4 separate regions of the Homo sapiens genome follow, and regions 2, 3 and 4 are each linked to region 1. Evidence: read pairs that join two places in POLR2A ChIA-PET (ENCODE). Cell type or tissue: MCF 10A. All regions are shown on one strand.

The links. Peaks named below come from ENCODE experiments on the same cell type or tissue, not always from the same donor. Only the 100,000 strongest peaks of a DNase experiment are listed, where the experiment ranks them.
Region 2: POLR2A ChIA-PET joins it to region 1 with 18 read pairs; 4 of 35 experiments call an interaction of 5 or more read pairs at or near these places.
Region 3: POLR2A ChIA-PET joins it to region 1 with 15 read pairs; 9 of 35 experiments call an interaction of 5 or more read pairs at or near these places.
Region 4: POLR2A ChIA-PET joins it to region 1 with 19 read pairs; 23 of 35 experiments call an interaction of 5 or more read pairs at or near these places.

The regions. Positions count from the first base shown.
Region 1 is chr7:92,694,418-92,698,417 of GRCh38, reverse strand. The region is part of intron 4 of CDK6 (cyclin dependent kinase 6); the gene reads left to right. Among named protein-coding and RNA genes, the nearest start is that of FAM133B, 110 kb to the right of the region's middle. RefSeq lists an enhancer at 1,819-3,018. In MCF 10A, no CTCF peak of the experiment used is centred here; a DNase peak (open chromatin) is centred at 2,317.
Region 2 is chr7:92,807,449-92,811,448 of GRCh38, reverse strand. All of the region lies in intron 2 of CDK6 (cyclin dependent kinase 6), which reads left to right. Among named protein-coding and RNA genes, the nearest start is that of CDK6-AS1, 27 kb to the left of the region's middle. RefSeq lists enhancers at 1,270-1,379, 1,495-1,639, 1,830-1,879, 868-2,067 and a cis regulatory region at 1,562-1,572. In MCF 10A, no CTCF peak of the experiment used is centred here; DNase peaks (open chromatin) are centred at 1,548 and 3,228.
Region 3 is chr7:92,764,334-92,768,333 of GRCh38, reverse strand. All of the region lies in intron 3 of CDK6 (cyclin dependent kinase 6), which reads left to right. Among named protein-coding and RNA genes, the nearest start is that of CDK6-AS1, 70 kb to the left of the region's middle. RefSeq lists an enhancer at 3,595-4,000. In MCF 10A, no CTCF peak of the experiment used is centred here; a DNase peak (open chromatin) is centred at 2,383.
Region 4 is chr7:92,831,420-92,835,419 of GRCh38, reverse strand. It overlaps CDK6 (cyclin dependent kinase 6), which reads left to right. Exons shown (of 8, transcript NM_001145306.2): 2 at 1,730-2,329. The coding sequence starts at 2,097. Among named protein-coding and RNA genes, the nearest start is that of CDK6-AS1, 3.1 kb to the left of the region's middle. RefSeq lists silencers at 15-264, 1,961-2,280 and an enhancer at 2,099-2,599. In MCF 10A, a CTCF peak has its summit at 2,286 (motif pointing right); DNase peaks (open chromatin) are centred at 1,439, 1,699, 2,299 and 3,149.

The DNA.
Region 1 (4,000 bases):
GAATTTTCCAGCTAACGATGTGCGGATGTGGTAGCGCGAGGGAAAAAGAGCCAAACTGAGCTTGCTTTGTTCGCTAAGAGAGGCCCCCCTGTAACATTCCTTTTAGCTGTGCATATTTTGGCTTCATTTGTACAGTTTTAACTTTATACTGTGTGTGGAGGAGTTCAGTTGTAACTGGTGGTGCCTAATAATTCTATTGCAATAATTAAAGTTCATGGAGAGCTGTTAGGTTATTAGTTCATAGAAGCTGCTTCAGAAAACGGAGTCTAAGCTGAAAACTTTTTAAGTGACATGTCATTACTGTAAAAGATGGCAACAATTATTTTCTTTGATTTCACAGCAGTTTTTTTTTTAAGACAAGATTCATTTATGGAGACAAATAAGAAACAACATCTTAAAAGCTTTGGGTAGGAGTGAGGGGCCCAGACTGGGAATGATGAGAATATGGATCCTGTAGCCTGTGAATAAAACATTTTCCAACTGGCTTGTAAAACATGAAAATTTGTGATAGCATAATTTCATCTGCTACTTTTAGATTCCATTTAAAATGTGAAATTAATATATAAATGTTAGTAAATCTATTGCAGAAACCAAGTATTGCAGCTTCTTCACCTCTGATAGAAGTCATATGTGACTTTTAATTCAGTAATACGATGAAAAATCTCCAACTGAACACAGCCTCCTTCTTAAAAGATTGACATGCCTTGGAGTCCCCAATAAAATAGTAATTGCAATGTACACCAATTGGTTAGAGCTGTGAAATATGTTTCCCGGGGGCTTCTCTGCAGTGGTAGAGGGCTGTCTGCCTGCATGGTTGTCATACTCAGTGGTTACTTGCAGACTCTGGAGTTAGACCTGGGTTTGGATTGTATCTCTGACAAGTGGCTAGTTGTGGGACTACTGTAGTTATTAACATGTTTGAATATCAGTATCTTACCTAAAATATGGGTAAAAAATTATGTGCCTATCTCACAAGTTTTTATGTTTAAGTAACATAAAATGTGTGAAGTCCTTAGTGAAGTGCCAGGCGTACGGAAGACTCTTGATAAACTTCGACTGTTTTTCTTTGGCTATGTCTTCTCTGTTGTGCAGCTCTGGGGTTTCTTTGAGCTTCTCAAAACATTCCTTCTAGTCAGTTTCTGCATTAGAGTAAAATATATTTACTTAATCACCATTGACTTCCACAATAGATAACAAGGAACAGGTTGTTTGGTCTGTAATGAAAGCCAGGCCGATAGTTATGATTACTATTAAGCATTCTTCGAGAAGCTGAAATGTTATTAACTGTCTTCCGAAGCACTTATTAAGAGCCAATTATTAGTCCTGAAAAACAGTTCTCTCAAATATTCCTAAGATGACTTCCAGCTATAGTATACATGTACTTTGTGACATTATAGATGGCTGCCTGGTAACGTAGAGGCCAGGCTTCATCTCCAAATGTGAAGAGAAAATTCTCTCTCTCATTCCTGTCTCATATTTGATTGGATGATTTTAGTAAGACTTAATGACTTTTTTGCGAATCGGTTAAATTTTCTGGTGTATGTTGCTTTTCATTTTCTTCTCCAGAAATCTTAATCCTCTTGAAGACAGGAAATGTGTTAGGAGTTCATAGACTCTGAATATTAGAATTGCACAATTCATGACCCCAGGATTCCATATGCTGTCCATTCAATAAAGGGGTGACACTGTCCATGATGATCAATGTTTAGATGACAAACATCTTTAAATCCACAAAATTTCTCATAGACCAAAGCGTTTGTTCTAGTCCCTGACATATCGAACCAGTTTTTTCAAAGTAAATCATTTGATCTGGTCCCTGACATATCAAACCAGTTTTTTCAAAGTAAATCTTGTGTCCTGAAAACATTTTGAGGCCTTAAATAATACCACTCTTGAATATCATCATTTGAGTAACTTAGTAAAGACTATTAAAAAAATACACATATATGGTAAGATTTTGTAGGATCTTCTTAGCATTAAGAATAAAAGATTATTAATTCTTTCCCCGTGAAACAACAACATATAATAATAAGCTAAATGTGGTCAGCTTTGATTTCATAACGGGAAAACTCCCTTTTCATTTTTACAATTGGTGTTTTCTCTTCAGCTGCTTTTTAAGTTGGCCTGTTAGCAATTTAGCCTGTCTTTAATTTTAAGCACCATTCTTCTAGTCAGGAGATCCCAATAGGAAGCCCACTCTTGTAGCCTCGCCTCTCATTGGCTAGCTGGGAAAAGAGCATTTCTGCATAAATTGGATGCTTCCTTCTCCCCTGGAGACCAAATATGCTCATGTTTCACAATCCCCTGGTTTATAACCTTGAGTCCATTGCCTAAAGCTGGAAACTTTCACTTTGTACAACAGAGCACACTCCGAAACCCAGATCCAATACCGCTGACATGTCCGTGGGTCTGACAGCAGATTGAATACATGCTTCTTTCTTAATCCAGTGTTTCTGAGCTGCTCCAACTGAAATCAGAAACCGATGTGCGTGAGAGAGGTGTCCTTCAAAGAAAGGTATTTCCTTTGTGCAGCTCCAGTGCACACAGAATCCAAGGGGTTAACGTGAGAGCTGCTTTGAAAACAGAGGCGAAGGTCACTGGCGGCAACAGCAAAGACTTTTAAAGCCTGCCGTCCTGAGCCTTTCAGCCTGCCTTCCCCACCCAGGGGATTGTAAACATTGGCTCCCAGCCACCTCGTCCCAAAGCACAAAACTTCTCTGTGCTTTCAGCATATACATTTATGCTTTTTTATGGAAGTTGAAGCAGAGGCGCATTATTGCTGTGAGCCCAGAGAACATGTCTCTGTTCAATGAAAGGGGAGGAATCCTGTCCTGCCAGAATGTGAAAGCATGCAGATACGCTTATTTAGCGGGGCTTCACATGGAACTTAGCCGCTGCTCTTAGTCTGACTTTCTCAAGTCAAAAGAATGTGTAGAATGCTGTCACTTAATCAGAACCCAGAAGAGCTCTTTTATCTGCCATTTGTTTGTAACTTGCAATATTGTCCTTATCTCTTTGTCCTTTAGCTTGATCCAGTGCCCTCAGATATGAGAACTGGAAACATGAAAGCACTTATTACCTTGAGCATTGCTTCTTGATTTTTGTTGGTTTTTTTCTTTCTTTCTTTCTTTCTTTTTTTTTTTTTTACCTCAGGGTCCCTTAATCACCAACAAAGAAGCTATGAGACTTTTTCCCCCTAATTTCTGCCTTAGTCCTAGGATCATATTTGTTTGGTAATATTTAAAAGAAACCAAGATGATTTGTATATTTACACTGCCATTTATACCTGGTTCTTTAAAAGTCTATTATTGACATAACTTTGTATCATTATAACTTTCACTGATCATTTGCATGAAACAGAATGGAATTTCCAGAGATATCATGTGTAGCTTAAATTTCTCCCTCCCAAACTTTTTAATATGTCGTAGGAGGTTAATATCCTTCTGTCTATAAGTAATTTCAGTCATTTGAGATCATCTTTTTCTCTTTGGTAATTTCTAAAGACACGAACCAGAGATATATTTCAATAGGTAGGAACAGAAAAATTATATCCCATGTCATTCCTTTTTGCTGTGGTCTTTTTATATATATATAATTTTCTATTTCAGAGACAGACATGTCTTCTGAAATGGCCACTCTGAGCATATTTTGTAATAAATTTGGATGCTTACCTAATGAAGCGCAATCACTACACATTTCTGTTTGAACAATGATGCTTGATTCTGAAAAGAACACGAGACAGACAACAGCCTCTCCCATGTTACATGACATGCAGACATGATTGTTCTCTAGCCTGTAGCTACATTGATAAGTGATATGTGGCTTTGCCTTTTGCCACTCAGGCTAAATAACTCTTAAAGGTTCTTCACAGGCTCTTCTGGAATTCCAATTTTGCTTTATGGAATCACAAATTATATTGAGTAATTATTAATGTTCTTTCAGTTTTCCTCTTGGTTAAAGTTTGATTTCTGTAAATGTCAAGTTTCTGTGAACAGCATCA
Region 2 (4,000 bases), 110 kb before region 1:
TCAAAGGCCAAGAAAGAATCTTTTCATTTTGTTTTTACACACGGTAAGGAGGGCGTAAATATTTTCAGCCACGTGTCTCAGTGTACAAGGATGGTGAAGGGACTAAAACGATGTTTGCCTAAAGTACCCTGCTACATTGGGGTTTGAGCACTCAGGATTTCTAGTAGATACAACATTATAACTGTAGTTGAATCCCAGGCTCGTTCACAATGCTTATTTATATAGCTGAAGAATGTCCAATGAGTAAAATACTGCAGAAAGCAATGCTGGAGACCTGTGGAAATTCTATGAGAAAATGCTGGGTACTGATTATTTATGTTACTTCAAATTTTCTTTCTCTCAATAAAGTATTATTTTGATATTTCTCCTATATAATTGCCTTTTTTTTTCTTTGGCGCTGGGGGGGTTCTCATTCTGTCACCGGGCGCGATCTCGGCTCACTGCAACCTCCGCCTCCTGGGTTCAAGCAATTCTCCTGCCTCACCCTCCTGAGTAGCTGGGACTACAGGCACGCACCACCATGCCCAGCTAATTGTTGTATTTTTAGATGGGGTTTCGCCATGTTGGCTAGGATGGTCTCAATCTCTTGACCTCGTGATCCGCCCACCTCAGCCTCCCAAAGTGCTGGGATTACAGGCGTGAGCCACTGCACCCGGCCTATAATTGCTTTTTTTGAAGTATATTTATATAGCCCTTTACTATTGAATTCTGCCCATCTACTTACTATTACTGTTTATCTTCTTATGTCACTTCCAACCTGGGTGACAACTTAAACATTCAAATCCAGTAAAATTATTGTATGTTTCTAATAAAATGCATAGAAGCTAGCCTGAGACTGAAGTTTTGTTTTTTAAAAAATATGTAATGAATTCATCACTTCTTTTCGTCATGACAGTTGTCTACTTCTTAAGTGCTGTTAATATAATTACGTTCACAGCAGCAGTGAGGGAGACTGGGGGAGGATTGTTATTCCCGTCTTGCAGATAAAGAAACAGACAACGTAAATGACTTGCTCAAGGTCAACTGTCTGCTGGCAGAGTCAGGACTAGACCACAAGCCTTTTGACTCCAGGGTGTTATTTCCCCTATTATATAGTTTTTCTACCTAATACTACAAGTGTTTCAGTCATGCAAAGGTCATTTGGATTTGACTGTTTTAGTAAGACCTGCTTGGCAAATTAAATGCACATAAACTGCATGCTGACAAAGGCATGCTGTTTATTTGAAGAGGAAGCTATCTTGACTTACTGGAAACTAGAGGTATAATGGCTTAATTCTGACAGATAGTAAATGATATACATATACACACACATACACACGCATATATATTTTCAAACAATCTATTTTCATAGCCATATCTAGAGACCAGCATATAGAATTGACAGTGTTAAGTAGTGTTATTTGTTAGGGTTCATGCTGCTTCTCAACTTGGTGGCAGTTAGCTTTCCATGACCTACCCTGCGTTACTGAGAAAAGGATGGAAGAGTAGCAGGTCAAAGGAAGTACGCATACCTTTGAATCTGGCACCAGAAGTGCTGACGAGGATGTTGCATATGCTCACGATGACTCAGCACTTCCTGGTTTCTCTTTTCAGCCACACTCTGGCTAATGATATCGAATGACCTTGGTTCAAACTGAGAGTTTCAGGGAACCTTTGGTTTCTTCATCATCAAAAATTTGCAGTCTTTCCTTTCTGTTTTTAATTAGTTAATGGTACTAGGTATGAACCATTATATTTCACACTGGATTAGATACTTTTTGTTCTTAAGATGGTCACAATCTAAGGAAGTAGCTTTGACCCTGGACTATAAATAAATATACCCTTACCTCTCAAGTAAGAGCAGTCCTGCTATAACTCATTTGGTCTTTTATTGTTTCTGTGCAACCTAATAAGTAGGGCAGGAGTGGAAGGAAATGGAGTTCAAACTTCAGTTGCACTGTTTGCAGCTTTGGTTTTAGGAAAGGCTTAGTGACCAGTAAGGCCAAGTAAGGGAAGGTAATTGTGGATCTGCCCCTTGGGTCCCTCATCACTTTCTGAATGGTCCAGAATAGGTCTACCATGAGTGAAACCAGATTGTCGTTGTCAATTAGTTTTATATTTAGGATCAGCCACAATTTTTAGACTCTAAAATTATTAACATTGAGCACATTTGGAGATGAAAATTTTCAGAAAACATTGAAAGTTCCAGGAAACCTTGAAACTTTTTAAGCCTGAGTTTTCCTGGGCTATTGAGAGTTTCTCCATGTTGACAGCCAATTTGTTTTACAATTTATGAAACAATTTAAAAACCATTTTATAGATTATCTAGATATATTTCTTTAGAAATATATCTTCATTATTAAAGGAAATCTTAAACCAGTGGTTTGCAGTGAAGGAAATAGCTATAGTATAGCAAAAATATGCCTATATTTAAAATACAAATATTTATTGTTAAATGTGTTTATGTGTTTTCATCTTTACAGAGGCCTCTAAATAGCCAGGATTTCTGGCCCTTTAACTGCTTCCAAATAAGCAAAAGTAAAAATTCCTACAGAAAACATAGCCCTGACCTTTTTGCACATGTAATCCAAACAAAAAGTTAGCTTTGAAATGGAGTCTTGTTACATAATCATACTGAAAATATGCAGTAATATGTATTCCTTTGAATATCTTTCATTCAGAAACATATTTTTGTTTATTTGACTATCCTCCCAGCTGAAAATGGGTTATGTTCTGGTTGTTCATCTAACCACCCTACCTCAAAATACTTGAGAAATCACATGAAGAATTTCATTCCAAAGCATACAATTTTCAGAAGGGCTCAGGACATTGGAAAATTGCACATTGGATTTAACTCCATTGATGATTTAAATAAATAGCAAATAATGCAAGAAGATAGATAAACAGAATATACAAACACAGTTTTTACTAGGCAGAATACCTGTCCAATTAATAGTGAATTATTTAAGCAGCATTTACTTTATAGAAGGCACTTTAAGTGAATCATTTGTTTCAGATCTGTCTGTAACATTTCTACCAAACTATTTGGCCGACTATACCTTATGGTATCAAGCATTCTAAATGTGAGAATACTGGCCAATATAGGCAAAAGCAAAGAAACCTCCCTCTTTTCTTGTGTGTTCTCTCAGATGCTGCTATAGAAATCTGAGAATTGGGAGCATATGCTTCAGACTGCAGGCTTCTGATGCTGCCCCGCAGCAACACAGTAACTGGCATTTTGGTTCACTTTGCATTTTACTCATCTGCTGATTTAATGAGTGTTCTGTGTATTGAGCAATAGCAGGAGTTCTACTTAACTATCACTAAACATAAAGAAGAAAAATACCATATGAGGTGTCTAGTTTTTTTTATTTTCTTTTTAATTTACAGGGGAGTCATCTGTTAACTTGCGTAATTGAGGAATAGAGCAGTCCAGTTAATAAGAAAGCTTAGTTATTAGAAAGTTGCCATCTCTTCTGAGTCCCCTTTTCAAAGGATTAGAATGTGATAAAATACACTTAACACTAAAACTCATAATTTAATCTTTGTTGAGCATTGAGAAGATACTTCAAGATATATCCTTTATTGTACCCTAATAAAATGGTAGTTATGATGAATGATGCCTATGCTTGCTACTAGAGAATTATAGTTAATAAAATTTTCGCTTGGTTATACCGTTTGACTGTTCATCATGATAGATAAGAGAAGGCCTTGTGTCATGTCCAATGGAAACACGAAGTCAATTGCTGAATTATGCTTGGTTAGGTATAAAATTTCACTTTTTAAATTTATTTATGGAGGGAAAGGTTGAGATAGTACTAGTGAAGGGCAAGCAGGAAGTTTAGGTGGAGAATAAAATAATGAGAAACCAGAAGAAAAATAATATGTATTTATATCTATACCTATTATATATATTGATATATATCTATATAGAGAGATGCAGAGTTAAATACATTTTATTTTTAGATAGATATAAACTTACATATAATTATGTAGATATATTTATAAGGAGATGTGTATC
Region 3 (4,000 bases), 70 kb before region 1:
ATTTGACTTAAAATAGTTCACTCCTCACAGTATAGTAGATCTTTCAAGGCTTTTAACTTGCGAACGTGGTTTCCCAGTTTATTTTCTTTTTGGCACTCAAGACCCTGTGTTTTCTATATCCTTTGTTTTCACTGTTTACCCCTCTACAAACTCCCACCACCGCTATCAGCCTCCCACCTTCAGCATCCCTTGTCTCTCCAGAACTCTGCCCCAGCTTACCCTGGCCTTAGGCTCTCTCCAACCTGAGTCCCAAGATTCTTTCATTTTTAGTTCTTCTGCCCTTCTCCATTAATGTAGCTTTTTACAGTATTGGTTATTATAATGTTTTACCTAGTTGATTTATGCACATTGTAGACCCTTATTATGCCTTATTCAAAGTATATCACTTATAGTATATTAACTATGGTGTTTAGAGACATTCTGTTTTTTTTAAAAAACAGGCATCCAAACTTTTACCAGGAATGTGACCTATATTCTGTGGAAGACGAGCTTTTAATATAGTCTTTTGACTCCAAAGAAATATTTTCTCCACAGAAACCACAACTTTACTGCCCCTCCCCACTCTGCACCCCTCTGCCCCCACACATACTGAGAGTTTTGAAATTTGGGGTTTTTTTTTAAAGACTATACTGCTAAGCAAAAATTAAGCAGCCAGCCTGAGAGTAGACAGGGGGATAAATCAAAGCAGTGCCAGCAGCTGACCACTGAGTGGAATAGGAGAGATGATTTGAAGGATGGAAGAATAGTGAGTCAATACTGAGTATATTCCAAATTCAGGGGGAAATGTAGAGTGAGTGAGCTCTAACAACTGTGGGAGTTTATACTACTAAAGTCAGAAGCCCAGATCTAAAGTGTAGAGAGAAATAAAATCTTCAGTGTAACCTTTCTAATTAGTAAGATTTCAGTGTAATCTTACTAATAATTTCCATTTGTTTCCCTCTGCTCCAATCAGGAACATACATATTGTGCTTTCAAGTATCTTTCATTCCAAGGGAAAACTCAGTAACTCAAGCAACTTCTTAAAGGAGAACATTTTTATGCAGTCTAGATTCTGAAGACTCTCAGAAATAAATCCTTTTGCAAATTCCTAACCCTTATAGTAGCTGAAAATATCAGAAGAGAAAGAGGACAGAATTATGCATGTGTATGTATCCTAACAAAAAATATAACAGCTATTTAGTAGGTTTTTTAAAATCTCCAATCCTATAAAAAGCTACATTAATGTAAAAGAGCAGCAGAACTAAAAATGAAAGAATCTTGGGACTTAGGTTGGAGACAGCCTAAAGCCAGGGACTAAAAGGAAGCTGGGGCAGAGCTATGCAGAGCCAAGGGAACCTTTGGTGGGGTACAGGGGGTTGATAGTGGTGGTAGGGGGATAGGAAATATGGGTTTAAGAAAAGCTAGTTTCTTTCTAAAGGTACTGTAAGACTGACTCACTAAATAAATAATGACTCACTAAATAGGCAAATGACACTTAGATTCAGCTAATAACAGATAAGTTAGAATCTCTTTAGAAAATGCTTCCTCACCCTAGGCATTGAATCTGTTTACAAAGTCCATTAAAACTTGCAGGTAGTATATACCCGTTTATATCACCATGGCAACAGATAGCAGAGTGCTCTTCTGCGTAGAAGGAAGGCTATTTCTCATCTAAATTTAGCCTGTGCTAAACTCCTTGGTTGCAGTCTCTTTTTTTGGCTCTTCTTCCTCTAAACATGGGAACATCCAAGGCTTCACTGTCAGCCTTCTTCTTTTCCTTGGCTACACTTTCTAATCAAGTGATGTCATTTAGTCCAGAATCTTCAAATACCTATTCTCCAGCCTGACGTCTCCCACATGCTCTTGGTACAGATAGTCAGCTAACCATGTAAAACATTGACCGAGAATCCTCTGCCAAACTCAAGCCTTCCCTATCTGCCAGTTGTTTGAGCCCCAAGTTTAGGCATAATTCTTGATTTTTTGCTTTCCTTCACAGTCTTCATCCAATCCATCAGTAAGTGCTTTTGGTGTTATCCCCAAAAGATATCCCCAATCTGACTACTTCTCAATATCTTCATTGCTATAGTTCTAGTTTAACCCATCAACCAGCTTCCTAACTCAACACACCACTTCTGCTCCTGCCCCTTTATGGACCATCCTCTGTATAACAACCAGAGGGACCTTATTAAAGCAGAAATAAAATTATCTAACTTCCCTACTGAAAACTTAGCTCCAGTGGTTTCTCATGACCTGTAGAATAAAATCAGAAGTCCTACATGATCTAGTGCTCCCCACCCCCTGCCTTTCTGATCTGCCTCCACTCTTCCTTGGGCCCACGGTTCTCCAGCCACAGTGGCCTTCTTTCTGTTCCTCCAGCTTGCTTCTAGCTCGGCATTTGTCCGTGCTGATTTTTCATCTGTTTGGAATGCTCCACACCCTCTAGCTCATGTCATGTCTTCATCATTCCTTCTCTGACCCTCTCAGCTACAACTCCACATCTAGTTATAGTTTATCACATTACACCACATTATCCTATTTTATCTTCTTCTTCATAGCACTTAGCTGAAATTATCTCATTTATTTTTTATGTTTGTTTTTTAATCTTTCCCAACTAGATGAGACTTTAAGTCAAGACTCTAGTCCATTGCACTAGCTCCAGGGCCAGCATACTGCCTGGAACATAGGGGATCCTCAGTAAACATGTGTTTGTAACTGTACTAGGTGTTTATCTTCTAATTAACTCAGAAATGTATGCATCAATACCACCATTGTACAAGCCAGGAAATGGTACTTTTTCAAGGATAAAATTTTTAAATATTTATATTACAGAAAAATAAGCTGAAGGTATGTTGTATCTTGGCACATTCACTTTGCACTTGCGCATTCAGTTCTCTGTGGTGGGCCGGGATTCTGGGATTATCTGTGTTGTAGCTAAGAATATAGCTTGGTTTAGAAATAGTCTAAAACCAATAACTGATCCTACCAAAACTATAAGATATATTCTCCTTAAAATAGTACTAATTCCAAAAATACTAACTGAATTCCAGAAATTGTTCTTCCCCGGGGTGGGACGCTTAAATATGTTTTATACCAAGGATGGAGAACTAAGCTCAGTGAAGAGACGGATGGATGTCATGAATTTTAGACCCTATTCTCGTATCTCAGGAGTATATATCTAAAAAATAATTTTGTAGTGATACATGTTTTTCATTTTAAAATTACTTTCCCTATATCCCAATTGTATGCTGTCTTCCCCATTCCCATCACGAGAACTAGAAGCTTCAAAGGAATAAGTTATTTTTTTAAATCTTTGAAGTACTATACTATATTTATTCATTTGGATTTTATCATTCTTACCCAGAAATTTCAGATGCCCATATATATTAAGTTGAAAAAAAGGACCATTCTACTAGAGCAATTGCCAACAATTTGCAATATTGTCATTACAAAATTTTAAATCAGTGAAAGGCATACAAAGTAGGTATCCATCAGTTATCTGAGATAGTATCTTATTCCTCATTCCTAAGCAAGGTGGAAAAAATTAAACAATCGTTTCATTGCAGTTAAGTAAGTAATTACTGGTTCTAGTAAGTAATTGTTGAATGAATATGTGGTTTCACAAAAAGTTGTATAATGAAGCCTTGCAAACCCCATAGTGCCAGTTATGAGAATCTGGTGTCTTCAGTATGTAGAATAATGTTGTAGTTACTGTCATTCTGTTCTTCCTCTTCCTCATCATCACCCTCTAGAAGCAAAATTGTCCTGAAAGATTGATTCTTACGGTAAATCAAGTGAGGAGGAGAGGTTGGCCTGAATATGGATTCATATATTTAATTAAGGACTTAGCATCTGGGCACTGTGACACTTGGAGTTTAGGGAGTAAAAGAGAATTCCTTGAATGTCAGAAATGACAAAGTGGGCTGGGCGCAGTGGTGCACACCTGTTATCCCAACACTCTAGGAGACCAAGGAGGACGCATCACTTGAGCCCAGGAATTCAACAATATGGCAAAACATGGAGA
Region 4 (4,000 bases), 140 kb before region 1:
ACCGTCTGGGGGGCGAGTGGGGGGAGAGCCAGGGCAGTGCGGGGCCCGGCGGGGGCAGCAGGCGCAGTTCCCTGCGGGGGTGGGACGTCCCCGACGCTTCCTTCGCTGCGGAGCCCGGGGCTAGACTCGAGCGGGAGGGGGTTGGGGGGATGCAGGACAGGCGGGTTGGGCGGCCGGCGGCGGCTCCCCGGCTACCTGTGTGGCCCTCGACCTGGCTCAGACCCCCGGGCAGTCCCTGGGGGCTCTTTCCTCGGCTTTTAAGGAAAGTTCTGAATGTAGTGAGTGCCAGAAGCTCTGCTCTCGCCGCGGTCCGCTCCACCCGCTCATCGTGGGGGTCGCGCCGTTTGTTTAATTCCTGGCAAAAGGCGAGCGGGCCAGCGGTTGCGAGGCAGGTAATTCCGAGGTGCCCCGGGAATTCCGGACATGCGGCCGTCGTGGTGAAAGTCCTGCCGAGGCCGCGGCGGCCCTGGAGGAGGGAGGCCCCCTAGGTCCCAGATAGCTGCTGAATGGGGAGGGAAAGTTAGGGTACCCTACTCTGGCGCTTTGTTGTGCAGAGGGCTCCGGGGGCGTCCGGCTGCAGACTGGACCGGGCCTTTAGCCGGAGGGGGAATGGGGCAGCCACCTCTGCTACCTACAGCGGGGAGGTCCTGGGAATGGGAAAAGGTTCGCGAGTCCGGGCCCCGAGGACAGAGACCTTCTCTCTCACCCCTGGAGGCGCAGGATTTAACCCCCCACCCCCCACCCTTTGAAAGGGAGGTTGAGTTTTGCTCAGGTCGAAATCAGTTTAAAACTTAAGGACGAGGCGCGATTATGCTATCCCCTTCCTGAAGTTATTCTTTAAGGAGACGACAAGCGAAATTGTGGCGAACACCCCTTTCTCCCACCCTTGGGATCCCGTGGGGGACGGTGTCTCCCCTCCCCCAGGACCGCTCGCTCGCCCACCCCCGATAAGCCCCAACCCTCCCCGACCAGATGGCTGGTCTTCCCAAGGTTTCCACCAGGGAGGTCCTCCCAGCCGGAGAGAGAATTCCGTTTCCAACCGAGACTCCTTTACCCCAAAAAGACCATTTGTGTATGCGAGTCGTTTTTAAATGTCTCCTCGTAGAAAAACTGAAAGTAGAAAGAAAGGAAGCAATTTCTGAGCAGATGTCTGACCACCCCTTCTCGCACACTCCCAGCATCGGGTTACAGGGTCCTGGGAGCCCCCACCCACATTCTGCGGCCCCACACGGATGGACCCACAGTCCTTCCGCTCCAGCTTGTGCGCGACCCCTGAACGCCCTCCGGCACCCCTGGACCCCGTCTCCCTGCACGTCCGGGCCTCAGGAGGCGGGGAGGGTAGCGGCGCAACACAATGATATAGGGATAAATATTAAGCCGTGACATTGACGTGCCCGGCGCCTCCCCTCCCCCGCGCTCCCGGCACACTCTGGGCTGCTCGGCACGCCCCCTCCCGTTCCACTGCGTCCCGCGCCGCTCGCTCATCCCCGAGGGGCCCCTGCAACCTCTCCGCGCGAAGACGGCTTCAGCCCTGCAGGGAAAGAAAAGTAACTTCGCTTTTCTCGGAGGAACCAGGAAGGATTAAGCGGCTTGGGAGAGGGCAGGAGCGCGCGGAGGGTAGCGATGGAGGCTTCGTAAAGGAGGAGGAGGGGAGTCTGGAGGAACCCCGAGGAAGGCTTCTGGGCTGTCTGATTGCACTTTCTTCTTATCCTCCCGTCTCCTCCTTTAGGTGCAATGATTCTGGACTGAGACGCGCTTGGGCAGAGGCTATGTAATCGTGTCTGTGTTGAGGACTTCGCTTCGAGGAGGGAAGAGGAGGGATCGGCTCGCTCCTCCGGCGGCGGCGGCGGCGGCGACTCTGCAGGCGGAGTTTCGCGGCGGCGGCACCAGGGTTACGCCAGCCCCGCGGGGAGGTCTCTCCATCCAGCTTCTGCAGCGGCGAAAGCCCCAGCGCCCGAGCGCCTGAGCCGGCGGGGAGCAAGTAAAGCTAGACCGATCTCCGGGGAGCCCCGGAGTAGGCGAGCGGCGGCCGCCAGCTAGTTGAGCGCACCCCCCGCCCGCCCCAGCGGCGCCGCGGCGGGCGGCGTCCAGGCGGCATGGAGAAGGACGGCCTGTGCCGCGCTGACCAGCAGTACGAATGCGTGGCGGAGATCGGGGAGGGCGCCTATGGGAAGGTGTTCAAGGCCCGCGACTTGAAGAACGGAGGCCGTTTCGTGGCGTTGAAGCGCGTGCGGGTGCAGACCGGCGAGGAGGGCATGCCGCTCTCCACCATCCGCGAGGTGGCGGTGCTGAGGCACCTGGAGACCTTCGAGCACCCCAACGTGGTCAGGTGAGCCAGGGAGCTGCGCCCTCGCCATCTGGGGCCTCGCGCGCGCGGGGAGGGCCGAGCCGGGAATCCTCAGGCCCAGAAAGGTGCGGGGCAGAGGGCGACTGGGGAGGTCCTGCGCGACCTGTTGGTCTTACAGAGTGAGAGTTAAGTTTTGTCGACAGAGCCGCGAGCCAGAGCCGGTGACCTTGCCAGACAGCGAGCCGAAAGACAAGTCAAAAAAACATGACCTGAGCAGGCTTCCCTGCAGCTGTGCAACTTAGAAGCGTTTTCTCCCTGCCCACCCTGAAGGAGGGTCTGGGGGAAGTGGGTGCGTTTTAGGGACAGGATAAGCCAACCTGAGACATGCCCCGCTAGCCCCCGCATATTTTTCGTGGCCATGCCGTTGGGGAATTTTTGAAAGACAGAGTAGGTGAGACTGGAGAATGAGGATGCCGTGTGATAATCAGTGGGAACTTTATGGGTGGAGCCAAGTGTAAATCAGGTTAACAAGATGCAGAAACATCATAATATTTTTGCCAGTCATACTCTCAGTTTCTCTTTATTAAAGTTGCGTAGTAAGAATGACTCCTGGTGGTCTAAGGAGTTTGAGTGCTGATGCCCAATCTCAAACAGCGTCATAAAAATTTCTTCCAAAACTGTTATCCCTGTGTCTGTTTTACTTTATATCTCTGGGCGGACATACTCTTTAGACTAATTCTCCAAAGGGTTAAATGTGAGTCCAAGATGTGGTATGGTTAGATCATAAATGTTCTGCCCATGCTTTTCCCAGATGGATTGTGCGAGTGGGTGGGGAGACAGCAGTTCTTACTCTCTCCTGTGTGGTAACCAGTATTAAATGAAAATGTGTGACTTAGGATAATGGTGTTTTCTTAGTGATCCTGGAATTTCCCCATTGTGTGGTTGACATTGTTTGGTTGTGTCATCCTTTTCTTTTTTAAACAGAGATGCATAGCTTTACATTGAAAAGGAATGCCTAGAAACTTCTGCAAATTGGGTTGTGATTTTACCTTTCTCGATCTTGAGAAAATGTGTAGCAGAAATATCTTTTTTCTCATCCATTTAGGGCTTCTGTTCAACAAATACATGCCTACTGTGTGCGCTGAGGATGAAATGATGTAAATAAGCACAGCTAAATATTTTTGTAAAAAGTCAAACAATTTAACATTAGTCATCAAAGTGGAGAGACCCAAGACTGACCTTTGAAATACCAAACTCTCTACAGACTCAGAGAGACCAAATATCTACAGAATCTTCTTGGGAGGTTTTAACTTGTCTCCTCTTATCCCAGGCTGGTGATTTGTGCGGTGCTTTGTTCCCAACGCAGTTTAGACTCAAGCTAGAAGGCATCAAAGAATCATAAATATATAAATAAGGCAGTAAATGGTTATAAAGTTAAGACCGCATTATACCTCGGCCTAGCTAGTGAAGGAGAATGAGTGTTTTAGAAGATGAGATTATATATAAAAACCTATAGATGACTTTTTTTCATGTGTATTTTATTTGTTAAAAACAACAAAATCCGTTTTTGGGGCTCTTTGTGATATTGGAGGGAAAAGGGGAGGGTATATTTAGCCCCCTGTAACTCAGCTGTCGTCCTAGGGGAATCACCTAATACATCCCGAAGGATGAATTCCACCACTACAATTTTAAGACGGAAGTTCTTGTTTTATT